2 separate regions of the Homo sapiens genome follow, and region 1 is linked to region 2. Evidence: read pairs that join two places in POLR2A ChIA-PET (ENCODE). Cell type or tissue: Caco-2. All regions are shown on one strand. Links, peaks and the distances in the headings refer to the core of each region. The heading gives the core; the rest is flanking DNA. Region 1 holds the start of P4HB (prolyl 4-hydroxylase subunit beta). Region 2 overlaps BAHCC1 (BAH domain and coiled-coil containing 1).

Evidence for each region. Peaks named below come from ENCODE experiments on the same cell type or tissue, not always from the same donor. Only the 100,000 strongest peaks of a DNase experiment are listed, where the experiment ranks them.
Region 1: POLR2A ChIA-PET joins it to region 2 with 11 read pairs; 2 of 35 experiments call an interaction of 5 or more read pairs at or near these places.

The regions. Positions count from the first base shown.
Region 1 is chr17:81,857,636-81,862,995 of GRCh38, forward strand. P4HB (prolyl 4-hydroxylase subunit beta) reads right to left here and starts at 2,900. Exons shown (of 11, transcript NM_000918.4): 1 at 2,692-2,900; 2 at 1,546-1,752. The coding sequence starts at 2,836. LOC124904086 (a long non-coding RNA gene) reads left to right here and starts at 3,475. Exons shown (of 2, transcript XR_007065950.1): 1 at 3,475-3,504. RefSeq lists silencers at 2,491-2,590, 2,801-3,020. In Caco-2, for the core only: no CTCF peak of the experiment used is centred there; DNase peaks (open chromatin) are centred at 1,927, 2,445, 3,206 and 3,836; H3K4me3 peaks cover 3,345 bases.
Region 2 is chr17:81,416,325-81,421,684 of GRCh38, forward strand. All of the region lies in intron 2 of BAHCC1 (BAH domain and coiled-coil containing 1), which reads left to right. Among named protein-coding and RNA genes, the nearest start is that of MIR4740, 18 kb to the left of the region's middle. RefSeq lists an enhancer at 532-1,481. In Caco-2, for the core only: no CTCF peak of the experiment used is centred there; a DNase peak (open chromatin) is centred at 3,187; H3K4me3 peaks cover 1,088 bases.

The sequences.
Region 1 (5,360 bases), core at 159-5,158, 440 kb after region 2:
CAGGCGTTTCGGGAGTTCTCGCCAATGGCCCACCCTCCATGCCTCCCAGACCAGGAAGAAGATGACACACTTTTATGCCACCAAAGGCGGTCAACTGACAGGAAAGAAACTTCCTCCTCCTGGGAGACTGAGGCTAAGGAATGATGCCTCTCCTTTTTCCCTCCTAGAACTTGACTCCCTGGTCCGAATCGGGAAAACCCCATTCAGATGTAGAAGGATTCCACCAGTGCTAACAAGACGGTCACCAGTGACAAGTGGATTTAGGAGTGCTCATCTCATCTGCAAACCTGAGTGTTAGTGACAGAACCACGGTGACTTTGGACAGAGCACTTCCCGTTCCAAAAGTGAACATGAGTAAAAAATGAGAACATCAATCACGCCTGTAATCCTAGCACTCTAGGAGGCCGAGACGGGTGGATCACGAGGTCACGATCGAGACCATCCTGGCCAACATGGTGAAACCCCGTCTCTACTAAAAATACAAAAATTAGCCAGGCGTGGTGGTGCACACCTGTAGCCCCAGCTACTCAAGAGGCTGAGGCAGGAGAATCACTTGTACCCGGGAGGCAGAGGTTGCAGTGAGCAGAGATCGCACCACTGCACGACAGAGCGAGACTGTCTCAAAAAAAAAAAAAAAAAAAAAAAAAGGAAACATCAAAACAGCCAAGTGAGAGGCAACCACAGAGCTGCTGCCACTAGAACAGGACAGGGCACACCTGCTTAAGGGGACAAAAGGAAACATCAAAACAGCCAAGTGAGAGGCAACCACGGAGTTGCTGCCACTAGAACAGGACAGGGCACACCTGCTTAAGGGGAGAACCCTGCTAACACTGGAATGAGCTGCTTTCGGGCTACCCACCATGAGCATCTGACATGCCACAGAACCGGTTTTATAGACGAGTTTTCTTTTGCCACCGTCACTGATCTGGCTACACAGGGGCTCGGCCTCCACTACGGCAGCTTCAGAGGCGGCAGACGAGCAGCTGAGGGCCCGTGCTACAGACGGAGCAGGGCGGGCTTGGATTCGAGGTCTGCTACCGACAGGCTCGATGCTGTTACTCAGCTGCTCTAAGCCTCAGCCCTTTGTCTGGGAAAAGCCCGCCTCACAGAGAGGATGCGAGGAGAAATCACGCAAGCACGTGACGCGGCAGCTGGCACGCTACACACGACAGCTAGCAGGTGTCACCCCGAGAGCTACAGCCATGCTGCTGCTCCTAGGAACAGGGGGCAGCACAAACAGCCCATGTGGCCAGAAAGGCACCAGTCTCCCTCTCCTCGCTGGTCAGTCTCCAAACAGACCTCAGCCAGCCGCCCCCAGGATGGCACCAGACAAGACAGGTTCTCCATTCGAAGGTTCTTCCAGGATGAAAACTCCTCACAAGACCCTCAGGGCACAAGTGGACAGAGAACCCGGCCTGAGGAACGGGATCCCTCCAAGCCTCTGGAACCCGGCCTCCCCACCGCTCAGACAGCTGCCCCTGCCCTTCCAAGTCGGCAGGCCAGTCCCTCTCTAAAGACAGTTCAAGGGCAGTGCCACAGCCACACCTGTATATTCCTTGGGGGAAGCCGTGTCTCCATTCCTGAAGAACTTGATGGTGGGATAGCCGCGCACGCCGTACTGCTGGGCCAGGTCAGACTCCTCCGTGGCGTCCACCTTGGCCAACCTGATCTCGGAACCTTCTGCCTTCAGCTTCCCAGCGGCTTTGGCATACTCAGGGGCCAGAGCCTTGCAGTGGCCACACCAAGGGGCATCTGGAAGCGGAAATGAGATGCTAGAAAGCAGCCTTGATCCCTAAAGCAGCCTTGATCCCTCAGCAGTGCTTCCCTTTTTCCTCTGGCATTTCCCTTCATAAAAACCTTATCTACTCACCAAGATAACCCCTCCTAACGCACAAGGCTGAGCTGATAGCCTGGTGTTCTTGGGCAATATCAGGACAGAGGCCGTGAACGACAAACTACCACCAACCAACACCAGCCCCCACTCTGCTATGTCACCATCAGCACAGCCAGACAAACCTTTCAATGGTTGCTGACTTCTTATTCCCCACAGGCAACTAAGGCAAGGATCTCCCCTAGACTTTCCCTTTAAGACTACAGACAAAAGTGAAGAAGTGACCGTGGCGGCCTGTACCAGCACTAGCTGTGAGTATGAGATGCACATCCGTGCACACAGACCCTGAGTTGCTTAGGGTGAGAATAAGACGATCTGTCAATAGAGTTAGCAGCTGTGTCAGGCACAAGGTTCCCACCCCAGGGACAGAGCTCAAATCCTTATGGACGTGAGGAAGGCTTGGGATTCTCCTCTGAGACACCATCGGAAGGACTGCTGTGGCAAGCTGAAGGTGGGGTGGGCAGGAGCGGGGCGCCTTCCGGGTCGGCCCCCGGGGAGGACTCGGCAAGGCTGGACACTGGCTTGCTCTGTTTGCTCACACAGGTCGATCCTGTTCTTCTCGCACTAACAGGAAGATCCTGCCGTGCGCAGGGCGGGCATCGGGACGGCCCCCCGGCTCCCAGCCCGGCTCTCACCCCCAGGGAGCCCCTGACATGGCCCCCAAGGCGGGCAGCAAGGGAGCCCTTCAGTTCCGGGCGCGCCGGGGGTCCCGACCCCGGGGGCTGCCGGGCCGTGCCTGCGTCCCAAGAGCCTGGCTCAGCGGCCCCGAGCCCCGCCCGCCCGCCAGGCCCGGCGCTCACAGAACTCCACCAGCAGGTACTTGTGGGCCGCCAGCGCCTCCGCGAAGTTGCTTTTCCGCAGCACCAGGACGTGGTCCTCCTCCTCGGGGGCGTCGGCGCGCACCAGGGCGGCCACGGCCAGGCACAGCAGAGCGCGGCGCAGCATGTCGGACACGGATCAGGCGGGGCGCTTCGGTTGGCGCCGCCGGGACAGCGGGGGCGACGAGAGCGCGCGCCGGTCCCGGCCTCGCCTTTATAAATCCTGGGTCCGGGGCGCGCCTGCCCCCCCGCCCGCGCGCGCTGGCCGCGGCGCGCACGCGCCGCTGGGGCCCGCCTTCGATTGGCCGGCGGACTTCGAGGCTCGTCTTTGCCGCTCTCGGATTGGACACTCACACCAGGCCTGGCCCCGGATTCGGAAACGCTCCTGAGTGCTCCCTGGCCTTCGTTCGGGATTGGCCGAGGACCTCGCGCTCGCTGTCTTTCTTAGCCTCTCATTGGCTCCCGACAAGAACTTTTTCTGCCTTGGCTTCTAATTGGTGGCTTTCGCCTGCACCTTCCACGGGTCTGGAATGGCTGCCCCTTTCGGTAGCACGGACTCTGCGCCTCCTGATTGGCCAAGGGATGCGCGCACTCTGCGCGTTCCTTCGTCGAACGTGGCAGTGGGGAGGAGTTCCCAGTTTAGGGGCGGAGCTGCGGCTGCGCTTCCGAAACCCCTCGTGTTGCATTCTGACTGGACCGCGTACCCAACTGGCACGCCCCCCGGCCCCCGGACCGGAAGTTGGGGTGACGCAATTTCCGGCGCGCGTGTCAAGCGTGCGGCGGCGGCCGTGGAAGGTGGGGTTGGCCGCCTAGGGTCGGCGGTGGGCTCGGTGTGGGATAGCCGGCCCGGTCCGACGCGCTCCGCGAGGTCACGCGAGACACTCACCGAGGCATGGCGGCAGGGCCTGGGCATGGGAATCGTGCGCACAGTGCGAGGAAGCCTCGGAGGGGATACGAGCACAGGGCGGGTGGTTAGGAGAATGGGGCTGGAGAGACGGGCGGGAGGGGCGGGACCTGGGCCCCGGGGACCTGCCGGCTCCCAGGCCCCAGGAAGACGCTGCTCATGCGTGGAGCGGCCGCAGGAAAGGTACTCCCCGCTAAGGCCTTCAGGGAGCGGCCCTTTGCCCTGTGCGATCTCTTCCTTCCTTTCCCACGGGTTGCCAAATCCTGTGACGCTGCCCCTTCTCTGGTGCTTCTCAGATGCTCTGGTCGGCTCAGGAGACCTCGCAGCTGTTACACAGCTGTGGAAATACCCTGGGCGCTGCTTCACTCCGAAGGCAGCAGCTGGGTTTGCCTCCCGACTCGACCCGCCACCGAGGCTCCTGAGCACTTGAAATATGGCCAGTCCACCTGAGACGGGCTGTGAGTGCGCAATGCACATCAAACTTCTAAGACTGAGTGTGCGGGGCCGAGTGCGGTGGCTCACGCCTGTAATCCCAGCACTTTGGAAGGCCGAGGCGGGCGGATCACGAGGTCAGGAGTTCGAGACCAGCCTGATCAACATGGTGAAACCCCCTCACCTCCCGTCTCTACTAAAAATACAAAAATTAACAGGGCCTGGTGGCGCGCGCCTGTAATCCCAGCTACTCGGGAGGCTGAGGCAAGAGAATCGCTTGAACCCAGGAGGCAGAGGTTGCAGTGAGCCGAGATCGCGCCATTGCACTCCAGCCTGGGCAACAGAGCGAGACTCCATCTCAAAAAAAAAAAAAAAAAAGTGTGCGTGTAGGGGCTGGAGGACAGAAGGTACAGTATTTCGTTAATAACTTTACATTGACTACTACATGTTGAAATATTCTGTATGCATATGTTGGATTACATAATAATATTGAGGCCAGGTGCTGTGTGGCTCACTCCTGTAATCCCACCACTTTTGGAGACCGAGGCAGGAGGATCCCTTCAGCCCAGGAGTTCGAGACCAGCCTGGGCAACATAGTGAGACTCCCGTCTCTACAAAAAATAAATTAAAAAAATTAGCCAGGCACGGTGGTGTGCACCTGTGGTCCCAGCTACTTGGGAGGTGGAGGTGGGAGAATCATTTGAGCCCAGGAGGCTGAGGCTGCGGTGAGCCATGATCCCACCACTGCACTCCAGCCTGGGCGACAGATCGACACCCTATCTCAAAAAATAGTAAAAAAATGTCCTTTTTTTAAAATTTTTATTTTTTATTTTTTTGAGACAGAATCTCACTTTGTCATCCAAGCTGGAGTGCAGTGGGCGATCTCGGCTCACTCCACCTCCCGGATTCAAGCGATTCTCCTGCCTCAGCCTCCCGAGTAGCTGGGATTACAGGCATGCACCACCATGCCCAGCTAATTTTTGTATTTTTAGTAGAGACAGGGTTTTACCATGTTGGCCAGGCTGGTCTCGAACTCCTGACGTCAGGTGATCCACCCGCCTTGGCCTCCCAAAGCGTTGGGATTATAGGCGTGAGCCACCGCACCAGGCCTCCTCTTCTATCTTTTAACGTGGCTTTTAGAAACTTTTAAAATTACATAGATGGTCTGCATTTTGTTAGTGTTGGACACTGGCAGCCCTCCGTCTCCCTCACTGCCTGGAATCTGCTGCTCTCCTTTTCCCCAGGTGCCTGCCCTCTCCATTCCTCCTCACTTTCCTCCGCTGGGAATCGGCACCGCCACTGATTTTAAAGTTGA
Region 2 (5,360 bases), core at 88-5,087:
TCCATGAGGATGGGTGTGTGTGTGTCCATGAGGGTGGGTCTATGCGTGTGTCCATGAGGATGGGTGTATGCGCGTGTGTACGTGTATGTGTGTCCATGAGGGTGGGTGTATGTGCGTGTGTGTGTGTCCATTGAGGGTGTGTGTGTGTGTGTGTGTCCATGAGGATGGGTGTGTGCATGTGTGCGTGTGTGTCCATGAGGATGGGTGTGTGCGTGTTTGTGTGTACATGAGGATGGGTGTATGTGCGTGTGTGTGTGTCCGTGAGGATGGTGTATGCGCGTATGTACGTGTGTGTGTCCATGAGGATGGGTGTATGCACATGTACATGTCCACAAGGATGGGTGAGCACACAGGAGGGTGAGAGCCTGCCCCCCTGGCCATCCCGAGCCTGCACCTGCCTCCGCCCACCTTTCTTCAGCTGCTCTGGCATGGAGCCTGTGTCATTGACGTCGCCTGTTTGGGCCAGGTGGCAGGAGTTAGGAGCACGCTCGCAGCCTGTGGCTGGTCCACTTGGAGGATGGGAGAGGCTGGCCAGCAGGGCCACATGGCTATGTGGACACAGGGCCAAGAGCACTAGAGTCTCCCTACAGCCCGGCTCTGTCGGGGCTCATCCTATGGCTGCTGTGCCCAGGGAGGCCTTGCACCCCCATCCGTTGCCGTGTTGTCCCCTGCATGTCCACAGCTAGACTGGACATGTCCAGGGTCAGGGCAGGGGGTGGGGGCTCCGGTTGAGAGGCCGGAGTGTAGGAGGGCAGGTGGGTGTCCACGTGGCCTCCCTTGCTCTGCAGGGACCCGAGGGCCAGGGTGGATTCCTGGGCTGGGGTGTGCGTGCGTGTGCCCCTGACATCTTCACCGGGGTGTCCGTCTCCCCGCAGCTGGCTGTCTCAAGATGGTGGGATGGGAAGCGTTCAGTTTGGGGCGAGGAGACTCATCCAGCTGCGGGGGGCGGCGCCGAGGGAGTGGCGCTGACCACCCTGGTTGCATTCCCACGCCCCTGGCCGACCGCCCCACAGCCCTCCAGAGTGTCTTAGGGGCAAGGGGAGGTCCTGGCCACCCGCCTGCCCAGGAGAGCGGGTGAGAGACATGGGAGAAGGTGTGAAGAATTGGAGAAGCAGAGAGGGAGCCTGCCTGTGCCCCACCCTCAGTCCCCACCATGGCTGCTCTGAGTCACTTGGCACAGAGCTCTCAGGGGAGGGAGACCGAGGAGGGACGCCATGGGGAGCGTCGGCCACCCCCCCCCCGCCCTAGCCAAAGGGCTAAATTTACCCTTTTAATAAGAACCAGACTTATATCCGATTTTCCTTTTCTTTTATTAGTTCTGGGCTGTCGGTGGCTGAGCCCATCCTGTCATCATCACCTCCGGGCCGTTTCCACGCTGATTGGGTTGGGTACACAGCAACCACAGAGTTTTCCTATTAAGGCCTGAGAGACGCTGCCTCTGGGCCAGCGCAGGCTTCTGGAAGGTTCTCCTGAGCCAGCCAAGGGGCTTCCCGGGTGACGTGCTCCTGTTCCTGGGCGGGCGCCCCTCCCACAGGCTGCTGCAGGTCCCGGGCTGAGCCCATGGCTGCATGCTCTTGGCCTTCCCTGCAGCCCCTCCCTCGCTGCCCCCACACTGCTTCCCATCCTTTCGCACCTCGTTTTTCTCTGTTACTCCTTTCTCCCTGTGCCCGCCTCAGTCTCCACTTGTCCAGCTGCCTTCGTGGAGCCACAGGTGGTGGGGAGGTTTGGTGGCCCCAGGGGGCCAAGGCACCCTCAGACACTTCCAGGCTGTGGGGGCAGAAGAGGCAACAGTAAGCAGGGCGGGCCCCGTGTCCACCAGGTGTGGAGGGAGCAGTGCTGGACAGACGGACATCTGGTGGCAGCAGGTGTGCAGTCGGGACAGAGCGCCGCCCCGAATCTGGACAGTTTGCGGGCCCTGGAGAGGGCTTCAGATTGGAGAGGGTTCCAGGACAGCCCGAGAAACATTGGGTCCTGCTTCTCCACCACAGAGGGGAGCTGGGCCTGGCCACGTGACCTGTTGGCTGCCCGCCAGAATCTACAAGACTCCCAAGGGCCACTTTAGGGTCTGGGGTCTCACTGCCCCAGGAGACGCAGCTCAGAACTGAGCAGCTGTGCCGGGTCAGGGTCTGGTTCCCATGCAGCAGTGGGCTGGGGGGCTGGAGCTGCAACTTGATGGAGATCTGAGGCCCCCCTCTACCACCAGTGGGCCGGGACATGCCCCGACCCAGGGCAGCTGTTCATCCCGGTGCCGCTTCAATGCCACCTTTTGCACAGCGGAGGCCAAGAGCCCTTGCCAAGGTTCAGGTCAGTAAGTGGATAAGTCTGGTGGAGGCCTGAGCCCTGGGAAGCAGCATCTTTGAGGACTTGCCCAGCTGTGTGGCTCCCATGCCCGAGAACAGAGTCTGCCAAGGTGCGCACACCCACAGACGTGTGTGTGTGTACGTGTGTGTACGTGTGTGTGTACGTGTGTGCGTGTGTGTGTGTACGTGTGTGTGTGTGTGTGTGTGTAGCCACTCATCCCAGACATGTAGCACAGTCAGACCTTGTGTGTACACCCATAGTCACGTGCATATGCCCAGAGACAGGTTTGCACAGACACACCCCGTGAGTCACACACAGTCCCTCCCCTGCCTCTGTGCAAGTGTGAGTGTGTGCAAGTGTGAGTGTGTGCAAGTGTGAGGTGCACCCCACATCTCGAGTCTGGACCACTAGTGATTGCAGCCAGGGTGGGGGAAGCATCACTGGGTTGTATCTGGGGGTTGAGCCTGCAAACACCTGCACACCCAGCATGCACCTGCCTGTCTCCCAGCCACATCTGCACACTGGGGTGGCATGTGGCTGGGCCTCTAGCCCCTGCCACAGCAGCTTCTGGTCTCCTGGTGCGGGCGGAGGTCCCAGAGTGGCCTCTCACCCCAGGCAGAGCCTGGTCTCCCCACCCCGTCCCTCATTCCTCTTTCTGGGCAGCCAAATGGTCAGATGCTACACCCCTGCCTCCAAGCAGGCTGCACCTCCCCTCTGCATCCACGCAGGAACCTGTGCAGGGCGGCTTCCTCCCCGCGCTTTCCCGGAATGAGGAATGTGGGGCAGGGCCAGCAGGGGGGCTGCTCCTCCTTCCTGCCTCCCCTCCCGTCCTGCACAGCTCCCTTGGGAGCCTGGCTCGTGGGAAGTGTGCTTGGGACCGCCCATCACTCCGTTCCCAGCCACTCCTGGTGTCCCCCGCCTGGGCGGGCCCTGTGGGGAGCGGGGAAGGTGTGGAGCGGAAGCCAGTGCCGAGGGAAGAGGGGAGCCTGAGTGGGTGTGGGTCGGGGGTGGGAGCTGACGCAGGCGGCGGGTGCAGCCGCCAGACTCGGAGCCGGGGAGGCCCATGCCAGCAGCCCGGCAGCTGGGCTTCCGGAAGCAGCGGGAGCCGGGAGCCTGGGAAGGGCCTCGCTGCTTCTCTGGAGCTGCCGCCATCTCAACGAGGCGTTTTTTTTTTTTTTTTTTTTTACAACCCATTTCACAGTTTCCAGAAAAGGAGGATGCTGTCTCGGCGGCTCACTTAACTCAAAACAAATGCTCGCTCTGCCGGCTCCGCGCCCGCCTCTCCCGGCTCCCGGGCCCTGCCGTCCTCTTGTTCCGTCTGCCTTCAGTCTGGTGCCACAGGGCGGAGCAGGGTCAGCCTGGCAGGAGAGTGGGGTGGGGCACAGTGGGCACCTGGCCATCCGATTGCCCAGGCCCAGCCTCTGCTGTGTGGGTCCTCGGGACCCTGGATGGGGGCTGCTGGCACGGCTGCTGGACCGACCCTTACAGAGGGAGTGGCTCTCCGGGGAGTCCTGGGCTCCAGGGCCCCAGCATGCTCTGTACCCCTCAGGCTGCCCAGCATGTGTTGCCCTTCTTAGCCATCCATGGCAAGGAGCCTGGAAGACAGGTTGGCAGGAGGCAGGCTAGTTCCCATCGGCTGTCCTGGCCACTTAGGGCCACCTCTGCTGTAAGCCCATGTGGCCAGCTCTCACCTACTGTGTGCCGGCCTCCCCACACAGCACCCCTGGGCCGGGGCCAGGCTCACTGGGCACCGAGACTCCAGCCCAGCTGTTGTGCAGCTGTTCCCCAGTCTTCCCGCTGCTGGGCCACCCTGGGACAGCAGGTCCAGGCACAGCCTGCCTCCTGGTCTAGTTGGCTGGACCTTGGGCTCCGGGTCAGACTGGCCTCCCAGGGATGGGGCTGTGCCCGAGGACCTGAGCCACCTGGGGGTGGCCACAGCCCTCCTGGTGTTGCTGTCTCCCGAAACCATTTCCTCAGCTAGCCGGCCGCCCAAGCCAGGCCTCTACAGCATCTTGGGCAGAGCTGAGGTGGCCCTGGAGCTGGGGCCAGAGCCCGGTCTGGATCTAGAGCTGCAAACCCGGCCTGGGCCGGCTGGGCAGTGGGGGCAGCCAACTGGAGGCCAGTGTGCAGTCCTCGGTGGCCCCGCTGACACCGCATCCCGCTTACTGTCCCTTCCCCAGGAACATCCTAAACTCATGCTGCCTCCTGTGATGAGAGCTGATGGGAAGCCTGGCAGAGCGGCCCCAGGCAGGCTCTGTGTGGGGCCAGGGTGCCCTGACCATGCACGCGGGTGGGGACAGGCCGTGTTCAGCCCCCAGCGGAGCACTTGGGGCTATGGGCCTGGACCAGCAACTTAGACTTGGTCATGCTCCATCTCTTACCAGCCCCATGGCGGGCCCACGACCGACCTTGGGAGCATGATGGCACTACGTCACATGAGTCTGAAGCCCCAGGTAGGGGAGGTGCCACTGCAGGCAGTGCCAGGATGGGGCACTTGGTCTGAGGAGGTCTAGGTCAAGACCCCCTCCCTGGCCCCCAGCTGCCTCCGCCTGGGCTGGTAACCACAGCACTTCCTTTGCCAAGAGGAAAGAGCCCTCAGCCCGGTTCCCGGCTGGCCTTGGCCCACACGGTCTGGCCCTGGCTGGAGCCCAGGCTACACTCGGCTCCCAGGCAGCTGAGGCACAGGCTCTGTCTGGGGTTGGCCACTGGTCGGCGGGGGGGCTGGGGAGGTGGCAGCCTGGTCTGCCCACGGCTCTGCTGGCCAGTCACGGTGCCATCCCCAAACACCGGGAGGCGGGGGTGACAGTAGAGGCGTGATGCTCTGTCCTGGGGTTTCCCGGGCTCCTCGGGAGCTGAGTGGGATAGGGAGGGCCTCAGGTGGCCGGCAGTCCCGTCCCCCACACTCGCAGGGGTCACCACAGTAGTGACCACCTGGCAGGGCCTGCAGAATCTGCTTCCAAGTTTCAAGCCAAGGCCAGGACAGTGGGGGAGAAATCCACGCCTTTAGAGTAAGCATCTGAGAGCCCCCAGCCGTGTGCAGGGCCCCTGCTCACGGGGCA